2 separate regions of the Homo sapiens genome follow, and region 2 is linked to region 1. The links are chromatin loops, found by intact Hi-C in ENCODE. Cell type or tissue: Calu3. All regions are shown on one strand. Each heading gives the region's core, and the rest is flanking DNA. Links, peaks and the distances in the headings are about the cores only. Region 1 overlaps VTCN1 (V-set domain containing T cell activation inhibitor 1). Region 2 overlaps VTCN1 (V-set domain containing T cell activation inhibitor 1).

The links. A loop is a pair of places that touch in the nucleus more often than their neighbours do. Peaks named below come from ENCODE experiments on the same cell type or tissue, not always from the same donor. Only the 100,000 strongest peaks of a DNase experiment are listed, where the experiment ranks them.
Region 2: it touches region 1 in a loop (5-fold over the local background); 3 of 110 quality-filtered maps call a loop at or near these places.

Annotation. Positions count from the first base shown.
Region 1 is chr1:117,145,944-117,148,857 of GRCh38, reverse strand. It overlaps VTCN1 (V-set domain containing T cell activation inhibitor 1), which reads left to right. Exons shown (of 6, transcript NM_024626.4): 5 at 1,076-1,245. The coding sequence ends at 1,200. Among named protein-coding and RNA genes, the nearest start is that of TRIM45, 26 kb to the right of the region's middle. RefSeq lists an enhancer at 1,216-2,415. In Calu3, for the core only: no CTCF peak of the experiment used is centred there; a DNase peak (open chromatin) is centred at 1,647.
Region 2 is chr1:117,207,618-117,210,531 of GRCh38, reverse strand. The region is part of intron 1 of VTCN1 (V-set domain containing T cell activation inhibitor 1); the gene reads left to right. Among named protein-coding and RNA genes, the nearest start is that of VTCN1, 1.9 kb to the left of the region's middle. In Calu3, for the core only: no CTCF peak of the experiment used is centred there; a DNase peak (open chromatin) is centred at 1,221.

The sequences.
Region 1 (2,914 bases), core at 279-2,778:
TGTCTGACAGTGGGGAGTCTCGGCTGTAGCCCACTTGCCTAACTACAAAGCCTCATTCTCTATTAACATATTTTCAGCACTAAAGGTGATATTTTGATCTTCCAGTTGCCTTATTTTTTTGTCCTTCTCTTTAATTGGTTCAGAGCTAAGCTGGGGAAGAGGCTGTTATTTATTGGACTTCTTTGAACCCCAATAGTAGGTACTCAGAAATATTTACTGAATAATTATGTTTTTAAATGACATATCTAGCAGCAACTGGAAATCTAGATGTGGAACTCAAGACAGAGTTCAAACTAAGGAGGTAGACTTGGAAATGACTAGCATGAAAGTGATATTTATTAGGCTTGAGTGATGTTGGCTTTATTGTCGTTTTTACAGCCAGTACTTATGGAGTGCTTATTATAGGCCAGACACTGTTCTAAGTGCTTTGCATGCACTAACTCATTAATCCTCATAAGAACCCTATGAAGTAGGTTATTAGTATTCTAGCCCTATTTATAGATGAAGAAACTGGAGCACATACATTGAGTAACTTGCCTAAAGTCACACAGCTGGTAAGTGACAGAGCTGAAATGAAATAAAAGAGATAGGATTGTCTAGGGAGGAAATTGAGCAAAAGAAGTATGATTTCATTTCTTTACATCTACCATTCTCTGCTTCAGAATGAGAATAATACTTCCTAGACACTTTATAGTGGTATGATGAAAGCTAATGTAATGACGTGGATCCTGTAAAGATCACTGCCTGGAGGGAAAATGCGTCTCAAGCCAAGAACTGGCCATGGCTGTTTGTTTAGCCTATTCTTTATTTGGTAACCCATAACAATCTCTTATTGGTATAGTTTTTCATTCGGCTGAGTGTTCACTGGAGTGGACCACAGAATGGAATTTTCTTTGAAGAAAGAGAAAGCTCTACTTTTAAGCCAGTTACGGAGAGGTGGGCAAAGGGGTAAAAAATTGCCTGAATTAGGAACAACTTGTTCTGTTTTTCAGGTACTTTTCTTTGCTAACCAGTCATGTGAAGAAGACATCCAGCTTCTCCTGTATGACCCTAAACTTTTTCTCTCACTTCACAGAATCGGAGATCAAAAGGCGGAGTCACCTACAGCTGCTAAACTCAAAGGCTTCTCTGTGTGTCTCTTCTTTCTTTGCCATCAGCTGGGCACTTCTGCCTCTCAGCCCTTACCTGATGCTAAAATAATGTGCCTCGGCCACAAAAAAGCATGCAAAGTCATTGTTACAACAGGTGAGATTAATCACAAATAGTGTGGGATATTGGTTCTGTGGGTGCTTGTGCTCCTAATGAGAGTCGGATAGCCTTCAGCATCAGCCACAGAAAGAAACATTTAATGACACCAGGGCTGTGACATTATTTCCACTAGTACTGGGAAAGGTAATCATTTGTTAGGTCAGCAAACAGCATAGACTTCATTGACAGACCCATAGGAAAAATAACATACAATTCAAGTATTTATGTAAATTCAAATACCTTTTAAGTTACTCAGTCATCAATGAAGGCAAAATAACTTATTGAAGAGAAAGAGATATTTAGCCCTGAGTAATTACCCTGGATTCCACTGTTATTTATAAAGCATATCATCATTCACATAAAACCCCTCCCTGCCCTTCCAGCCGGCCCCTGTGGACAGTTGGCAGATGACTCACCAACTAGCCCTCCTGCTGAGATTTCCTTCTCACTTCAGTCCTCTGGCTCCAATTATTGTTAGGATATTTCCTTTTGAATATTCTTCTGCATATGAAATGTGTATAAAGCTGAGATCATGAAGTTCCAGTCGATACTCCCATATTACTCAGTGGCATCCCCACCAAGCCTCCAGGGTTACAGCCTCAGAGCTATTTTTGTCTCCCCTCTGTCCCGCATGTCAATTTCTTATCAACCCCTACCTATCACATTTTCCCCTGTGTTGCCTCTCAGATTGACCCTAATCCAGCCTTCATCATCTCACACCCCGACTGGTTTTGAAACACTGTACCTGCTCCTTCCTTTCCCTGTTTTAGCTGATAGGAAACACGGTGCCAGAATCGAAGTATTCTGAAACACGATTTCATCATAGCCTTCCTTTGCTCCAGAGCCTAAAGTGACTCTCTGGGCATAACTATATCGAAGTCAAAGTCACAGAAGCATACCTACCCACCATTACTACCTACCACTACTGCTGCCTACCACTACCTGCTAACTACCATTACTTTCTGGTCTTGCTCCCTCCCTCACTGTCTTTTCCTGGAAATCTTCTCTACTCTGTGGCAATTTATACCCACTACTTCCTTTATCCATTTTAGGAAAATGCTTCCTAGCTTATATCCCACCTCCCCAAGAGTCTTTGTATTTTATATCCTCTTGGCATGCATGTATGATTTATGTCTTACACTCTCCAGGGTACATGTATTCCTTGCCTACATTGCTAAGTCCTCAGAGGCAGGTAAAGATCTGTTGATCTGCTTCTTTTCATTCTTTCTCTTGTTCTCCAAGATTTCACTATAGTGCAGTGAACAAAGGAGATTCTTTGTAAGGAAACCCGCCAGTTTTCATCATTTCCAATCCTCCACAGTTGTCAGCAGAGATTTCCCTAAGGAAACTGTCCCTTGGGAATCTCACTAGTAGAGTGAAAAGCACTTTTTTCTTTCCTTGATTCCCCACAACACTGCAAATGAGTGTTTAATAACCTGCAACTAAATAATATGTCCTATATAACATAGCTGACTCATCTTTACCTTGTATTCCCTTAGAGTAATAATTTACAGCTTTAAAAAAATATCCACGACATACATCTAATGGATAATGTTCACATGCAGCACACGTAGGCTTATATACAATTACCCAGTTAGCTGCAGTCCACCTCTTTCTCCCTGGCACCATAGAGGAATAACCATAAATCAAGTAGATTTTTTAAAGT
Region 2 (2,914 bases), core at 184-2,683, 62 kb before region 1:
TGGGCATTCCCCTGAGATGTCAAGGCTGTGAGCACCATGGGGACACTGAGCAGGCTGGTGTGGGTTGCATGGTGGGATGGCAGGGAATCCATGACTGCGACAGTGGAGGGGATGCAGGAGGACCCTTTATGCAGCCCCCAGGGGGACGGAGGAGAATGTGCTTTCATTCTCTGTGGGTGTGATTTCTTGCTACTCTTGAGCAATTCACACCAACACCCCTCCCCAGGCCCCCCCAGCTCAAAGGTTGGGTCCCTAGTTTTCCTAGGAGCTCCTTGGAGAGGAGAACTTGCTGCTGCTGCTGCTGCTGCTGCTGCTGCTGAACTCCCCAGAGAGGAAGAAGGAAGCAAGTTCCCTCCCCTACCTTTTGCTTCTCCCCTGAGCTACATTCTAGTTGCCTCTTTTTCCCTCAGAACAGCATTTACCCTCCTGGAAGGAAAGAGATGGAAAGTGCAGGGTTTTCTTGAAATGATTGATTCAGTGTCAGTCACAACTCAGGACAGTGTTTAGGGAGGCTGATACTTGTTGGTTCTAGAGGTTGTTTGAAGGACCAGTCCTCCAATTTGTTTCTTTTTCCCACAAAAGGAAGAAAAGAAGAGAGGGAAGGAGAGAGGAAAGGAATCCTCAGGTCAACAGTGAAAAGTTTGTGAAGAGACTACGAGAGTAATGTTACTTCCCAGAGGCAGCCTAGAAAGTTCTTTTCCTTGAAACAAAATATCAGCTCCCCTGACTCGACTCACGTTTATCTGAAATCACCTGCCGGGTAGCAGAGGTGAAGGACTCTGCAGGGCTGGTGGGGGTGGCTGCAGCGGCACTTCTGCCCCCACCCCTGTGCCTGGCTACAGCACTGTGCTCCAGGAGAAGCAGTGGGTGGCAGGGGCTTCCCTCTAGACCCTTCTGCCCTGAGAGGATGTCCCTAAGAAGCACCTATGTCAGAGGAGCTAGCATTTTGTGAGTGACTCCTTCCCTGCCCTGCACTAGGTGTCTTAGAGCAGCGTGTCCACCACTGCCTTGTGAAGACTCGTTATCACCTCAGAGAAGTTAAGGCCAGATGACTGTGAAACTGTGCATGAGGGGATCTTGCTCTGAAATCCCAAGCTCTCTCCCCCTGCCACCCTTGCCCCTGCTCCTGCCAGTCCCAGTTCTCCATGCCCACCATTCCTCCAGCCTTGATCCCAAGGACATGAAACACTCCTCCTGCAACAAGTGGCTCCATTGTTCAGAGGTCAGATGGGATGTGTGGGCTCTCTCGTAATGCTTTGCATCCAGTCTGACTGGTTTTGCTGGAGGATTAGCAGGAGGTGGGTGTTCAAAATTCGTATCCCCTACCCTTCAGAAACCCACTGGAATCAACAGAGACTCCTCTTGTTGGCTCCTGCATGCCTTGTTGGCTATTCATGCTCTGCAGTTTCAGAAGCAGCGACTGTCCATGAGGGTGGCAGATCCTTTGTGCAAGGGACCTCCAGGAAGAGGGCCAATGAGCAGCTTCAGTGGGGAGCAGGATCATGAAAGCTCATCTCAGGGATGCAGGTGGAGCCTGCCTGGGGTAACTCTTGACCCTAATAACCCTCTTCCTTTGTCATAATGGCCTTAATTCATAAAAATACCTCTCCTGGAGGTGATCATGACAGTGGTGATGTTGGAACGCTCATGAAAGGGCCTGCCATCCTCTGCAGACCCAGTGAGTTATTCTCCTAAGTATTCATAATTTCCAGAGAGCCTAATTCCTTCAGATCTCACTCTCAGCATGCATGCTGCTCAGGGATGGAATGCTGATGTGCAGATTTTACCGTGCCTGGCCTCTGTGCACATTTAGGAACTGTGTGACTAGAACCCTCCTCCCCTCTCCCCATCATGGCTGTTGACAGCAGCAGCATTCGCTCATGAAACATTTGCAGAATGCTTGCTAGGAGGACAGGGGTAGAAAACCCTTGCTCTGAGGGGGTTAAGTTCCAGTCAACAATATTAACTGAGCACTCACTGTGTCCTGAATATTGCACTAGACAATGGGGCAAAAGTGACTAAGATGCTGTCAAGGTCATAACCTAATGGAGGAGAAAGACTCCCACATAACAACTCTAACGCGCCACCCTTAAGTCCTCAGACAATAAGCACAGGTTGCAAGGGGAGCACTTCCCTCACCCAAGGCTTTTGGGGAGGGTTTCTGAGCCAGAGAATGGGTGGGCTGTGTCTTGAAAAATGAGTTCATATGACCCAGGTGAAGAAGGGTGGAAAAGGCTGTCTAGGTAGAGGAAACAGAATTAAATCAAATACAATAAAACTCATGAATGAGCATGGTGTGTTGGAAAGCTACACACTACTGTGTATTATCATCATAACATGAAGTTTGAGGCAGGAAATGCTGGGAGATGAGGCTGAGAGGTCACACCAGGTCACACTGGGCCTTCGATAGACTCAGAACTGGGATTTGTGGTGATGAGGAGCCCTTACAGGCACAGGCCATATTGGTGTCCAACTTTCAGCTTCCCTGAGCCTATAAAATCTGAGCCTTCAGAGCCTTCAGAGGGGGGTCAAGGTGGTTTTCGTCTCAGGTGGGCAGCAAGCCTGGAGGCCAGAAGAAGAGTTGGGAAACAGTTGTGGTCAGAGTATACAGGATGACAGGGACCTGGCATAGATGAGAGTGAGAGTAAAGAACTACAGGAGGAAAATGGATTCAGGAAACACTGGACTTAAAACTGGTGATATTTGATCAATGATTGGAGGGGCAGGTAGGATGCTGCAGAATAAGAGTAGGTGAGGCAAGGGGCAGATCCTGGAATGACTACCATGTTTCTGGATTGGGTGCAGTGAGTTGGGGACAAGGAAGAGAGAGGAGAGCTAGTTAATGTGTTGAGCTTGAGATTCCCCTGGGACCTTCAGATGGGGATGCTCCCTGGGCAGCAGAGGGCATGAGGCT